Regions from separate parts of the Homo sapiens genome. Here all the other regions are linked to region 4. Evidence: chromatin contacts called from ENCODE Hi-C or POLR2A ChIA-PET data. All regions are on one chromosome and are shown on one strand. The core of a region is the stretch at or near the end of the contact, and the rest is flanking DNA. Distances in the headings are between cores, read along the strand shown.

The links. A loop is a pair of places that touch in the nucleus more often than their neighbours do. ChIA-PET counts read pairs that join two places held with the same protein, here RNA polymerase II (POLR2A). Pooled maps may share reads with other maps.
Region 1: a loop to region 4 is called in a pooled map, with 4 times the contacts of the local background. The contact joins the promoter of JOSD1 here to the enhancer-like site in region 4. A Hi-C loop is called at or near these places in 3 of 37 single-sample maps with no recorded cell type and 3 of 50 pooled maps. POLR2A ChIA-PET finds 5 or more read pairs at or near these places in 1 of 52 experiments (activated CD8-positive, alpha-beta memory T cell).
Region 2: a pooled map shows a loop between it and region 4 (4-fold over the local background). The contact joins the promoter of DNAL4 here to the enhancer-like site in region 4. A Hi-C loop is called at or near these places in 1 of 50 pooled maps. POLR2A ChIA-PET finds 5 or more read pairs at or near these places in 3 of 52 experiments (H1, Panc1 and activated CD4-positive, alpha-beta T cell).
Region 3: a pooled map shows a loop between it and region 4 (7-fold over the local background). The contact joins two enhancer-like sites. A Hi-C loop is called at or near these places in 2 of 50 pooled maps.

The regions. Positions count from the first base shown.
Region 1 is chr22:38,699,327-38,702,432 of GRCh38, reverse strand. JOSD1 (Josephin domain containing 1) reads left to right here and starts at 1,490. Exons shown (of 5, transcript NM_001360236.2): 1 at 1,490-1,633; 2 at 1,815-2,630. The coding sequence starts at 2,446. RefSeq lists a silencer at 1,024-1,983.
Region 2 is chr22:38,792,513-38,795,809 of GRCh38, reverse strand. DNAL4 (dynein axonemal light chain 4) reads left to right here and starts at 1,667. Exons shown (of 4, transcript NM_005740.3): 1 at 1,667-1,742. RefSeq lists a silencer at 1,476-1,925.
Region 3 is chr22:40,435,359-40,438,949 of GRCh38, reverse strand. It overlaps MRTFA (myocardin related transcription factor A), which reads left to right. Exons shown (of 15, transcript NM_020831.6): 5 at 3,396-3,451. Among named protein-coding and RNA genes, the nearest start is that of SGSM3, 67 kb to the right of the region's middle. RefSeq lists enhancers at 1,920-1,969, 2,040-2,089, 2,210-2,339, 2,600-2,659. Within about 2 kb of position 2,294, at least 22 of the 41 ENCODE cell types and tissues checked have a DNase peak (open chromatin) inside an H3K27ac peak, as active enhancers do.
Region 4 is chr22:39,444,254-39,447,732 of GRCh38, reverse strand. No RefSeq gene overlaps it. Among named protein-coding and RNA genes, the nearest start is that of MGAT3, 11 kb to the left of the region's middle. RefSeq lists a silencer at 1-74 and enhancers at 299-488, 719-768. Within about 2 kb of position 1,467, at least 9 of the 41 ENCODE cell types and tissues checked have a DNase peak (open chromatin) inside an H3K27ac peak, as active enhancers do.

The sequences.
Region 1 (3,106 bases), core at 241-2,740, 750 kb after region 4:
GGCCGAGGCGGGTGGATCTCAGGAGTTCGAGACCAGCCTGGCCAACATGGTGAAACCCCGTCTCTACTAAAAATACAAAAATTAGCCGTGCGTAGTGGCAGGAGCCTGTAATCCCAGCTACGCGGGAGGCTGAGACATGAGAATCGCTTGAGTCCAGGAGGTGAAGGTTGCAGTAAGCCGAGATCGCCCCGTTGCAATTCAGCCTGGGCGACAAAAGTTAAACTCCATCTTAAAAAAAAAAAAAAAAAAAAAGGCCGGGCACGGTGGCTCACTTCTGTAATCCCAACACCTTGGGAGGCCAAGGCGGGTGGATCACCTGAGGTCGGGAGTTCGAGACCAGCCTGACCAACATGAAGAAACCCCTCTACTAAACACACAAAATTAGCCGGGCGTGGTGGCGCATGCCTGCAATCCCAGCTACTCGGGAGGCTGAGGCAGGAGAATTGCTTGAACCCGGGAGGCGGACGTTGCGGTGAGCGGAGATCATGCCATTGCACTCCAGTCTGGGCAACAAGAGCGAAACTCCGTCTCCAAAAAACAAAACAAAACAACTAAATTTGAAGTGCAACAGTTTCTTCTCGTTTTTCCAGTTTTACAGAAAACCCAAAAGAAGGGCAGCTAAGGTGGATAATGATGCCTACCACGCACCCTAAGAGTAGGTAAAGGGGAAAAAATGAAATCCACGTGGGACTGCGAGTAGTTTTCGCCTTTTCCCGAAGACGCACACAATGCGCTTAGGTATACCTCGCGCAGAGGTCTCTGCAGAGAGGAAAGCCACCGTGAGAAGAGCGGGGAGCCCCCAGGCAAGAAGGCAGTGGCTTGTGTGTAGTGAACCGAAATGCGACACCAAGGAACTGCAACAGGATTCTCCTTTCCACTTGAAATGTGACTCCCAGCGAGACACCTACCCTTGACGCTCCCTGGACAGTGCGGCACGGTCGGGCCCACTAACCAAGGCAATTTGCGCCCGACCGAATCAGGTGCTTCAAAATCCCCCCTGGTGAGCCGCGCGTTAACCACACATAAAACAGTCAACGCAGAAGGAGCGAGAACGTTCGGCCGAAAAGCCCGGCACAGAGAAGGGAGGGGTGCTGAAAGCCGCGGACTGCAGCCGCTGGCCTGGCTGCCGCCCCGAAACAACGCCCACGCCCGGGAGAAGGGCAGGCTGGCGTCCAGGTAGGACTCCCTCAGGCCGCCCCGCCAGGGGCCGCGCCGAGCGGAGCGGCTGGACCCCAACCCTGCCGGCCGCCGCCGAGGTGCGCAGCCCGCAGCCCCACACCCACGGCCTTTGCAACACCCCAACCGTTGAACTGCGCCCCTACACGCCCGGCGTCTGCGGCTCCCAGGCCGGTGCCGATGACGTCAGACTTACGTCAGGCGTGACGCCACGGCTGGGAGGAGTGAGGACGGCGCGGGAGGGCGTTTCCGGAGCACGCGCCGGGCGGGGGCCGCTGACGTCGGGCTCAGGTGCGCGCGCCCGCCCGCACGGCCCAGTTGGCGGCGCGCACTCCAGGTGGCGGCCGGCTGCGGTGAGGGGACCGCCAGCGGCGAGCAGTCCCGGCGGCCCTGGGGTCTGCGGCCGGGGGCGCGGCGGGAGGGCGTCTGGGCCTGCGCTCACGTGACGGGCGGGGAGGTTTGTGTAGGGGCTGCGAGCCGGGTGGGCGCGGGCCCGGGAGCGCGAGGCTGACTGTCCGGCCCCACCCCTCGCGGGCCAGCCCTTCGCCGCGCGGAACCTTCCCTCGGGCAGGGGCCGGCCCCGCCGCTCACTTCCCGCGCCCGCTCGCCGCTGACCGGAGTTGTCTCCTCCTCCGCAGGGCCGCGGCCAGAGGGCTAGAATCCGCGCCTTCCGAGGGAGCCGCGCCCTGCGGGCCCCACCGTACCCGAGGGGATGGAGGGCTGCCCCCGAGGCCCCCGCGCGGCTCGCGGTCCCACGCCTGCCGGCCCGCGCTAGCTACTCGACTCGTGCGCTAAATTTATCCGTCACCCAGGCCTTGTCTCCCGAGTCATTGGCGTCGTGGTTCAAAAGAAATGGAAGAAAAGGAGCGATGTGACCGATTGTGTTCGGTCCTCCTGCTTTGAGGCCTGGCATTTGCAGAGGGAAACAGCAAGAAAATCGTGGGGATTTTGGAGGGGGGTGGGAGGGAAGGGTGGGGAAACGGAAACAAGGTCTTACATTTTATGTGTTTTTTTAAATTCTGCACTTTGACAGTGGTAGCAAAATAAAAGTAATCCAAAAGTTATTTTTCTATTGAGAAGAGAGAAGAGGTGGGTTTTATTTTTTTCCTTTTGATTCCAATCTTTTCTCCCAGTGACAAAGCATAAATCATGGACACCAGAGAATAAGGTGGACCTCAGGAATCCGGAAAAGACTGAGAAGCTTACATTCTTCCTCTAGAGGGAAGAGTGGGGTGTTTATAGCCATCTCTGGAACCTAAAACAAAAAACATGAGTTGTGTGCCATGGAAAGGAGACAAGGCCAAATCTGAATCATTGGAGCTGCCCCAGGCAGCACCCCCACAAATCTACCATGAGAAACAGCGCAGGGAGCTTTGTGCCCTCCACGCCCTCAATAACGTCTTCCAGGACAGCAATGCCTTCACCCGGGATACGCTGCAAGAGATTTTCCAGAGGTAGGGGACCCTTCTCCTTGGCATCTTGATACTGATATTTCTGGATTTCTGTGGGTGGGGCAGTGTCTCAGCTTCATAAACCTTCAAAGCTGTAGGTATTAGCTAGATTGCGTTAGCAGGTATAAGGGACACAAGACATGAAAAGATAATCACTACCATTTATCAGGCACTTACGGTGGGCTAGGAAAGTACTCATAGCCTCAGCTGTGTTTTCTTGAGTGATCTTCAACAGTCCCGTGGAATACGTGTTAATATGTGATGTTATTTCCATTTTACTGATGAAGACACATTTAGTTCAGTACCTCGCCCAAGATAACAAGACTTGGAGCTGGGGTTGAATTCTTATATCTATGCTGTTGACCACTATGCTATAATGCCTGTAAAGCTCTGCTGCCGAGGAGTTTACAGTCTAGAAGTGGGACTAGATACGTACACGTTCAGTCACCTGTCTTTAAAGGTGGAATGTGGTGGGTACC
Region 2 (3,297 bases), core at 418-2,917, 650 kb after region 4:
TGCCATGAACGTGGCCAGAAAGGCTGTATCAGGAAATAGTGAGGAGTCGAAATTGGCATGCTTGTGACTGGAAGTGGGCTGTTGTAGTGGGAAGGGTGAAGGACTCCCCCCTGTTTTCTGATGGAGGCAACTGGGTCGGGGGTGGTGCCATTTACTGGAATGGGGAATGCAGGAAGAGCAGATTGGAGGGAGATGATCAATTCAGTTTGGGACACACTGAGTTTGAAGGGCTTGTGGAACATTCTGGTGCACATGGCTAGGAGGCAGTTGAATATGCTACCCAAGCATTCAGGGATCAGAGGTTTTAAAGATAATTTTGTGGGTAGGGGCTTGGCAAGCGAGGAGTGTTGATTGATTAAGTCGAAGATGGAATACTGAGGGGGTCGAAGTGAGGTTTTCTTGCTGTCTTCTGTTCCTGGGTGGGATCACAGAACTGTTTGAGCCACATTACTGGTCTGGGTGGTGTCAGCTGATCCATCGAGCGCAGGGTCTGCAAAATATCTCAAGCGCTGATCTTAGGTTTTACAATAGTGATGTTATCCCCAGGAGCAATTTGGGAAGGTTCAGACTCTTGCAGCCAGAGGCTGCTGTGTGACCCCTAAACCATAATTTCTAATGTTGTAGCTAATTTGTTAGTCCTACAAAGGCAGACTGGTCCCAAGGCAGGAAGGGAGCCTTTTTGGGAAAGGGCTATTGTCAATTTTGTTTCAGAGTAAAACTATAAACTAAATTCCTTCCCAAGGTTCGTTCAGCCTATGCCTAGGAATGAACAAAGACAGCTTAAAGGCTAGAAAGGCAAGATGGAGTGGGTTAGGTCTGATCTCTTTCACTGTCATAATTTCCTCAGTTATAATTTTGGCAAAGACAGCTTCAATGCTAGTAAATGTGGCAGTGGGGTTTCACCCCAAGTACTCATCACAATAATAAAGGTTTAAACTACGAAGTACCCAACTGACCCTTTGATCTACCAATCAAATAATAGAATCCGCCAGTTCTTCCCCTTTCCCCTTTTCCTTCTCCGTACTTTCGGATTAATTTTCCCTCCCAAGGGGAAGAAAAGGCAGGCTCTGGGCAACTGTGTCTGAAATTAGGTGGTACAAATGTCTCCTAGTGACTAGAGCTAGGTGACCATACAAGGGTGTGGCACAGAGGAAGGAGCCCCTGGGTTCCTTCTCCAGGGAGATTACCTCCATCCTTTACCAAGTTACTTAACCTCTCTGAACTTTAGTTCAGATGGGATGACGAATATTATCACCTAAAAGTACTGTAATGAGAATCAAGTGAGATATTAATTGTACAGCCCTACAAAAATGCTAGTTATTATCAGGCTTTTCAGATCCCAATAAAGTAGTGGCTAAGTGTCACGACACCAACAAGTTGCATTTGTTATTTCAAGTGACTAAAAGAACCTCCCAAGGCAGTACTGCTTTTCGAAGTTTGTTTCCCTAGAAAAAGAACTTCAATGTGTCCCCTGCTCCTCGGGCACGCTTAAGACAACTATAAGTGAAGTCCCGCCTCCCTGGCCTCTAAACCACGCCCCTGTCCTTGCAAACGCCTGACTTATAAGGGCCTTTCACTCTGATTGATACTTTTATCCACCAATAATAAGTGAAATTCTCGTCAACGTCCGGTGAGGGGGCAGGACTTCCTTGCTGGTTGCTAAGACACTCTTGTTTCGCTCCTTGACAACCCTGGCGGGGGTTCGCTGGCTGCGGCCCCGGCTCCGGCCCCCGCAGGAGCAGGTGAGGCCCCGGGGCGCGGCGGGCAGCCAGGCGGGGAGGGCCGGCCCGGAGGGAGGGCGGGAGGCAACGCAGGGCGGAAGAGGCCTCGCCCGCCGCCGAGGCCCCACCTCGGTCTCCTGCCTGCTGTTCCCCTGCCCCAGGTCTTCCCATCCTCAACCCCCACCCTCACCCCCACTTCGGGACCTGCGAGCTCTGTCGTGACAGGTTTGCCATCGCGACTCTGCCGGCTGCTCTTCCCCACCCACCCAAGGCCTGCCCAGCTTCGTGGTCCCGCGTCCCCCTTTAGCCGACTTCCCCCAGCACCTTGATCCCTCGACCTTTCGCGGAGTAATTCCCTCTCCCGCGGGGTCGCCATCAACTAGGTCAGACCGCTCTTGGCTTGGAGAGTTGGCGACTTACTGGGATTCTGGGCTGGTCATTTCCCCTGTTTGGGCCTCAGTTTCCCCATCTGTAAATGAGAAGTTGAGTTGAGTGATCTCTAAGGCCTCTTCCACTCTGACGTTCTAGGATGTCGTTGTTCTTTGACCCAACTTTAGGCTTCCGAGAGGATGTGCTCCCCAATGGGAGGTATCGTGTATTGTGAAAATAACTTGGCAAACCTAATTTGGATTCCCAGTCTCAAGACCTACCCTCCCTGCGCTTTTAATCAGTGCATATGTAAAATCAGTATACGTCGGTGCATCTCCTTTGGTAATTCTGAGGCTAATATGAAGTACAGAGTCCAGTCCAGTATAGATTCAGTATTTGTTAGTTTCTTTCCTTTGTCTCTTCACCACATTTTCCCTCTCTGGGAAATGTTATCAACCCGGTCAGCATGAACTGTCATTTCTCCAGTTGACCCTCTCTGATCTTCCTCCTGGGCTTCCATGGTTAGGGTTACTTAGGGGTGGGGAGGGGACAGATGGAGATTGAAATACAGTCATGTACCATATAACAACGTTTTGGTCAAGAAAGACCACAGATACCACGGTGGTGCCCTAAGGTTATAATGGAGCTGACAAATTTCTATCACCTAGTTACATAGCTATCGTAATGTCAAAGCAAAATGCATGACTCACGTGTGTGGTGATGCTGGTGTAAGCAAACCTACAGTGCTGCCAGTCATATAAAATATAGCACATACAATTGTGTACAGGACATCATACTTGATAATGGTAATAAATGACTGTTACTTGTTTATGTGTTTACTATCCTACACTTTTATTGTTATTTTACAGTGTACACTCCTCCTACTTATAAGAAAATAAAATTTAACCGTAAACAGTCTTAGATAGGTCCTTCAGGAGGTATTCAAGCAAAAGGCTTTGTTATCATAGGAGATGACAGCTCCATGCGTGTTATTGCCCTGAAGACCGTCCAGCGGGACAAGATGTGGTAGTGGAAGATAGTGACACTAAGCATCCTGACCCTGTGTAGGCTTAGGCTAGTGTATCTGTGTCTGAGTTTTAACAAAAAAGTTAAAAATGTTAAAAATAAAAAATAAAGGCCAGGAGCGGTGGCTCACGCCTATTAATCCCAGCACTTCGGGAGGCCGACACAGGCAGATCACCTGAGG
Region 3 (3,591 bases), core at 1,045-3,544, 990 kb before region 4:
ATCCAACAGATATTAATCCCTTTCTTGCCATTACATGAAAATGTCCTTAATAGGACCAAATAGGAATTCATATAGAGTAATCCTTCCTTATTCCTGAGGAACACGTGCCAAGACCCCCTAGTGGATATCTGAAACTGCAGATGGTACCAAATCCTATACGTACTGTGTTTTTTTTTTCTATACATGTGACCTATGACAAAATTCGATGTGTAAATCTGACATAGTAAGAAATTAGAGCAATTTTAACAATACACTGTAATAAAAGTTATGTGAATATGGGCCCACTCAAAATACTGTAACATTTTTGGACCTTGGTTGGCCTAGAATAACTGAAACCATGGAAAGCGAAACTGCAGATGAGGGGGACTATGTATGCTGTAGCCATTTCACCTATCACCTGTCCTCCACTAGTGGTGCACCACCCTTTGTACATGAAGATGATGTCCTCAAGATGTTCTGGTGAATTGTTCTTCTAGAAGTTGGGTTTGTGCCTTTGGGTTTGTGCCTTACCCTTTGGGGATAGCCAGTGTGGGTTGTTGAGGCAGCAAGTCAGCCAGGGTTTTAGACAGAGAATCTCTGGCTGTGGTACAGAAACTAGCTGGCCTGTAAGTGAATCAAGCCAGTGATTCAACCAAATTACAGCATTTGGTGACAGCAACACCTGAATATATCGACACATATACCATTTGGTTCAGGGCACTCTCACTGGTGTTTCTTCCTTACAAGGGTTCTGAGAGGTGGGCAGATTCTCACTCTGGAAGAAAATTAGACCCAGAAAGCAGTCAAAACCCATGTCACCCAGCAGTAATTGGTAGCACTCAGTACTAGAACACAGATCCCTTGACTGTCTATCCAGAACTTCTGTGAGGTTTCGAACCCGGTTGAGAACCAGAATTCTGGCTGTTTAGATGAAAGTTTAGAGCTCTGCCGCAGAATCCTCCTGTCCTCCTGTCACTAGTCACCTTGTGTCCGTTTCTTACAGAATACTCACTAATTCATCGAGTGAATAATTATTGAGGGTATACTGTGTGCCTGGTATTCTAGGCACTTGGGGAATGCTGTGAGTGACTAAAAAAATAGACAAAACCCTTGCTGTGCTCTGATGGGGACATGTTGTAAATGTAAACGTGGGAGACTGAGAGTAAACAAGAAAAGTATGTAGTATTCCGCCTTTTTTTTTTTTTTTTGAGACGGAGTCTTGCTCTGTCTCCCAGGCTGGAGTGCAGTGGCACTATCTTGGCGCACTGCAACCTCTGCCTCCTGAGTTCAAGTGATTCTCCTGCCTCAGTCTCCTGAGTAGCTGGGATTACAGGCACCCTCTACCATGCCTGTACAAAAATGTTTGTATTTTTAGTAGAGACGGGGTTTCACCATGTTGGCCAGGCTCGTCTCGAACTCCTTACCTCATGATCTGCCCACCTCGGCTTCCCAAAGTGCTGGGATTGCAGGCGTGAGCCACCATGCCCAGCCAGATACGTAGTATTTATATAAAGACTGTCAAGACAGTGATGAGTGCTGCGGAGAAAAATGAGGCAGAAAAGGAAGCTGGGGTGGGGTGGACAGTGTCCGTTTTCTCTTGATTCTTTGTACTTACTGTCTCATGCATGTGCTAAGCTTTCCAAGAGCCAAGGTTACGTGTGATGCATCACACCCGGGTTCCTGCAGAGCAGGACGTTTGGAGTTGAGCTAGCGTTACACAGTAGAAGCAGGTGCAGGGGGTGTCTATTTACCCACTGAAATGCCCACGACCTGCCCATGTAAGAAGTGGGGAATCCTGGATAGTGCCCAGGTAGGTTGGGGAGGTAACTTGTACTGGTTTTTCTTTGATGTTATTTGTTAAATCTAGAGCTCCCCCTTCTGTTAGAAGATGGGATCTCAGTAGTACTTTTAAGACTGTAGTTTCTTTTTTATCTTAAGATTCACAAAAAATTTTTAAAAATAAATACCACTGGGACAATTGAAGCTTTCTTCTGGGACTGCTGTTGCTGAGGCCCAGCCCCCCGCTGGGGGTGGAGAGGAAGGAGGAAGAAGCACAACGGCCCAGGCAGGATAGGGTCCTATCTATGCTCTCTTGCTACTTTTAGCAGCTCCTTAACCCTGCACTCCTACCGCAGCCAGCAGCCTAGCAAAAGTTATCTCTGCTCGCAGTTTCACAGCTCTTTGGAAATTCTAGGGCAGGAGAAGTGAAACTGACCACAGTCTTATAAATTTCTCTCTTATTGCCTCTGTTCCCTACTTGAAGTGAGTCAGGCCTTTCCCTCTCATCCTCAGAGTGTCTTAAGTTGCTATTTGTCCTTACAGCCAAGTTTTTGACAAAAGGAGTCAGACCTTCCATTCATGGTGCAGCCTTTCTGGAGGCTCTTGGTTTGGTCTTGCCACCTGAGTGTTGTTTGCAGAAGTCGAGACTTGTGGTCTTTGTGTGGTATCCCCAGAATAGAGCTGAGCCCTTCGTCTCAGCTGTCGGTTGTGTGTGTTCCTTCACATACAATTGCCATGGGGTTCTTTTAGTCCTTAGAGATGAAATTCAAGTTAATTTTAGCAGCACTATAAATAACAGGTGCAGTGAAGAAGGAAATAGTGCCGAGTGGACATATATCTTTTTGGTTTTAACTGTCCCATTGAAACAGTTTGGCCACTTTATGATTCCTCGTGAGGTTGAGGAAGTAAGGTTAATTTGGCATGCATCTGTGCCCCTTCCTGTGTGCAGGTGTCCTGAGAATAATGTGAGGCCTAGCAGGCGTTCTTGGAGTCCTAGCTGAAGGGGGATTTGCGGCTGACGGTCCAGTCATGGGCCAGGGTGTTTGTTAAAGTTACATTCCATGGGTGCACTTTATATAGCCCAAGCTTAGGCAGTGACAGTTCCCATTAGGAGTCATATTTTGGTTTCTACCAAAACTGTTTGAATGGGGTAGCTAAACCATAAAGATACATGCTTACTCAGGTGTCATTGCCTTCACTTCAACTGATATTTATAGTACTACTAACAGTAATGTGATTTTTTTTTTTTTTTTTTGGGGGACGGTTTCTCGCTCTGTTGCCCAGGCTAGAGTGCAGTGGCGCAATCTCGGCTTACTGCAAGCTCTGCCTCCCAGGTTCACGCCATTCTCCTGCCTCAGCCTCCCTTGTAGCTGGGACTTCAGGCGCCCACCACCACCACGCCTGGCTAATTTTTTGTATTTTTAGTAGAGACAGGGTTTCACCATGTTAGCCAGGATGGTCTCGATCTCCTGACCTCGTGATCTGCCTGCCTCAGCCTCCCAAAGTGTTGGGATTACAGGCGTGAGCCACCACGCCCAGCCAGTAACATGAATTTAAGATGCCTTCTCCACTGAATATCGTAGCACTAGACATGATGCTTCGCTTGAAGGTAATCTTTACGGTTCTTCTCTCAACAGCTTTGAAAAGTCCAGCCGCATTTCATGAGCAGAGAAGGAGCTTGGAGCGGGCCAGGGTAAGGTACCTTTTTTCCCCCTCAGAACTCCCAAAGAGCATTTTCAGAGCTCATTGCATTGCTGGTTATATTTCCATTTAGAGCTTTCCATAGAACTCTGAGGCCAGAGCCTGCTAGACTCTAGGGCCAGCCCTGGCCTT
Region 4 (3,479 bases), core at 218-2,717:
GTTTTTTTTTTTTTTTTTTTTTTTTTGAGACGGAGTCTCACTCTGTCACCTAGGCCGGAGTGTGGTGGCTCGAACTTGGCTCACTGCAACCTCTGCCTCTCGGATTCAAGTGATTCTCCTTCCTCAGCCTCCCAAGTAGCTGGGACTACAGGCATGTGCCTCCACACCCAGCTAATTTTTTTTGTATTTTTAGTAGAGACAGGGTTTCACCATATTGGTCAGGCTGGTCTTGAACTCCTGACCTCGTTATCTGCCTGCCTTGGCCTCCCAAAGTGCTGGGATTACAGGTGTGAGCCACCGCGCCCGGCCTCCTCCCAGGTTCTTTAGCGCCTCCTCCTATGACATGGTTTCCAGACCTTTCCATCCCAGTTACTCTCCATTTGCCCTCCCCCGACATGTCCTGACTTGCATAGATGCACACAAAGGGTCTCTCACCTGCCTTGGCTGCCCTGCGCTCCGTTAACACGGCCTGCATCTGCGGCGAGAGCTCTGGCCACCACACACACTTCCTGCCAGTTGCTCTGCGAAGTGCAATGAACTGCAACTAGAAAGCTCAGGGGCTCAAACAAATTCAGGTTTAAAACAACCTCAGCCACACTATGGTATAGAAAAGGGAAGGAATAGGAGGCGGAGCACAGGCACTAGCGGAGCAGGTGCAGTTCGGGCTCCGGAAAGAGCACGGGGATGATAACCACAGAAGCAAACCCACATCACTGACCACGGGCTGGCATCATCCTGCATTGTCACGCCAGGCCGTGATGTTGGGCATGGCAGCTAACAAGACAGACCTGGGCTACCTGGGCCCAACTCCGAGATTCACTGACTCACTGTGTGACCTCAGGCAACTTGTTTGCCCTCTCTGTGCCTTCATTTCCTCATCTGTAAAGTGAGGAATGTCATAACAGACCCCGCCTGACAGGGCTGTTGGGAGGCTTGCATGAGTTGCTAGATGCAAAGTGCTTAGAACGGGGCCTGGCACAGAGCAATCGTGTCTGCCCTTCCTTTCTCCCCATTTTTCAGATAAGGAAACAGGCATGAAGCAGTGAAGTTAACTTTCCCAAGATCAGGCAGCTAATGAGTGGCAGCACCTGTGCTGGGAGGCCACTGAAAGGTTCACGAGGCCTCTAGGGGTTGGAGGAGAGGAAAGATCCACCCTGGTTTCCCCCCTGCTACCCTCAGTGAACATCACTGTCTGGGGACATTTGCTGCACTCCAGAGTCTGTGAGGCCGAGGCGGGGCCAGGGAGCGGCTGCTGTGTGGCGCCCTCCGCCTTTCGGAAACCCCAGGCAGGGCCAAGTGTTATCACCTGCAGGAGGAGCAGGCCCAGCTCATTCCCGGGAAAACACCCTCAGGGACGGGGACAGAGCCGGGGCCTCTGGAGGAAATGGCCTTTGGTTACGCTGGGGCCTGTCCAGAGCCCGCTTATCCTCCTCTACTCACCCCCAGCTGGGCCTCGAGCCTCCTGGGCCTCTTCTGCAAGCATGGGGATCACCATACACTCTGCTGCCCTGCCCCACTGGAGGCTGCCAGCAGTTAAGGACGGCTCTGAGGCTTGGGGTCCTTGGGTGGGAGATGTCTGCCAAGATGGCTGCAGGGTCCCCTCCCTCCCCGGCCCTGGCAGCATGTCCACCATTTTCCCCTCCCTGCAACCTGGGCAGGCCTGTGACTTGCTTTGCCCACTAGGATGAGGAAATGTCCAGGCTAGGCCTCAAGTGGCCTTGCAATGTCCTTTTCCTCCAGCTTGGAGGTCAGCAGCTATGGAGGGAAATCCAGGGGGAGAGCGGCCCTGGACCACACAGGGAAGAGAGGGGCCGCCTCCCCCAGCTGTTCCAGCCACCCCTGCCAGGCGTTGGGCCTGGGAGGGAGGCCAGGGGGCCGCCCCAGCCAACACCGCAGAGACAGTGACATGGCAGGCGGACCAGGCACAAGGCCTGCTCCCACCGGAGGTCTGGGTGAGTTACATCGCCTTTCCTAGATTTGGATCCCCCCAAAGAGGGACAGTAAAAGCACCAGCATGGTCTGGAGTGATGGTGCAGGATGAGCGAGCCTTGTGAGTGGTGCTTGTGACACTGGCCCAGGGGCTGTGTCGGAGAAACACCAGCCGTTTTCACTACTATTAGAGGCTTGGAGACGGCTGAATCCAGGCAGACCCTCCCCGGCTGGACAAAGTCTCCAGGGAACGGAGCAGCAGGATTCTAACAAGGGCTGCTGCTGTGGGGACACTTACTGTGGCCATGTCTCAGCATGAACCACATCACTTTTGAGCCTTCCACCGTCTCATGAGGGGTATGACGTAGCCCCCACTGACTGCAGCTGGCAGGAGAGAGACTGTTTCTAAATCAGGTCGGGATGAAAGTCACTCCTTCCTCACAGGGCCAACCCTCCAGCTCCTAGGAGGATTCAGGGCCCTGGTGATTCCTGCAGTGTTCTTGCCACCAAGCTCATCCTACAGGTGGACAAGCTGATGCTCAGAACTGGAAAGTGACTCGTCCAAGATCACACTGTGCTGCCATGCAATGTGATGGCCATGTGGAGCTGGTGGCCTGGTCCAGGCTGGCCAGGCTAGGACCAGACTCACAGCTCACAGCAGTCCTGACAAGGCTAGAGGGTCTGGAGCCATGGCCCTGAAGGCACAGAGAAGGCGCCCCGTGGATCCCTTCTCAGATTCCTCCTGTTATCCCCCTGGCGCGTGTTGCTGCTGGCTGTCAGAGGACGCGCTTAGGTTTCCTTGTTTGTTGTCTGTCTCTCCACTGGGCAGGGCCTTTCTTTGGTTCCCAATCAGAGCTGAGCGCACACTAAGTGCTCGATGCATATTCGCTGGAGGAATGATTGGATGTCGCTGGTCTGAGATGGATCAGATGGGGCCAGACTGGCAGTGGGGAGAGCTGGCAGAGGCGCTGGGAAACAGGGGAGGTAATGGTGGCTGGGGTGGAGATGGGAGGCTGGAAAGAGGAGATGAGACCTGCAGGACCAGGTGTTGTCTGGGATGTGGCATGGGGAGGGAGTTGTGGGGCTGACTCCCAGAGGTCTGATGGGGAAGGCTGCCCCTAGACTGCCCGCCCCGACAGCTGGGCTCAGAGGCTGGGTTCCAGGCGTGACATCACTAGGCAGAGGCCCTCAGCACCCTTCAGGCCCGGACTCGTGCCTCACCCTGAGATACGCCCATCCCCACCCCATCTCCTATTCCTCAAACTCTTGATCCCACTTCTGGGCCCAGGATGCCTGGGCCTCTTCCTGGAAGACTTCCCTGATTCTCCTGCTGCTTCTGCACCCTGCCCCCCAGTGATTTCTCCTTCTGCTAGCTCTTCATTCATTCATTCACTCACTTCATTACTCACTCAGGAAACAATTTCAAGACTGGCCCTATGTCCCCACGGAGACACAGAGATGACCCTGCTCCAAGGGAGACAGATTCAGAAGCCAAACCATGGCATGACTCAAATCCTAATGCTCTTAGAAAGAAAAAAATTCTCATGGAT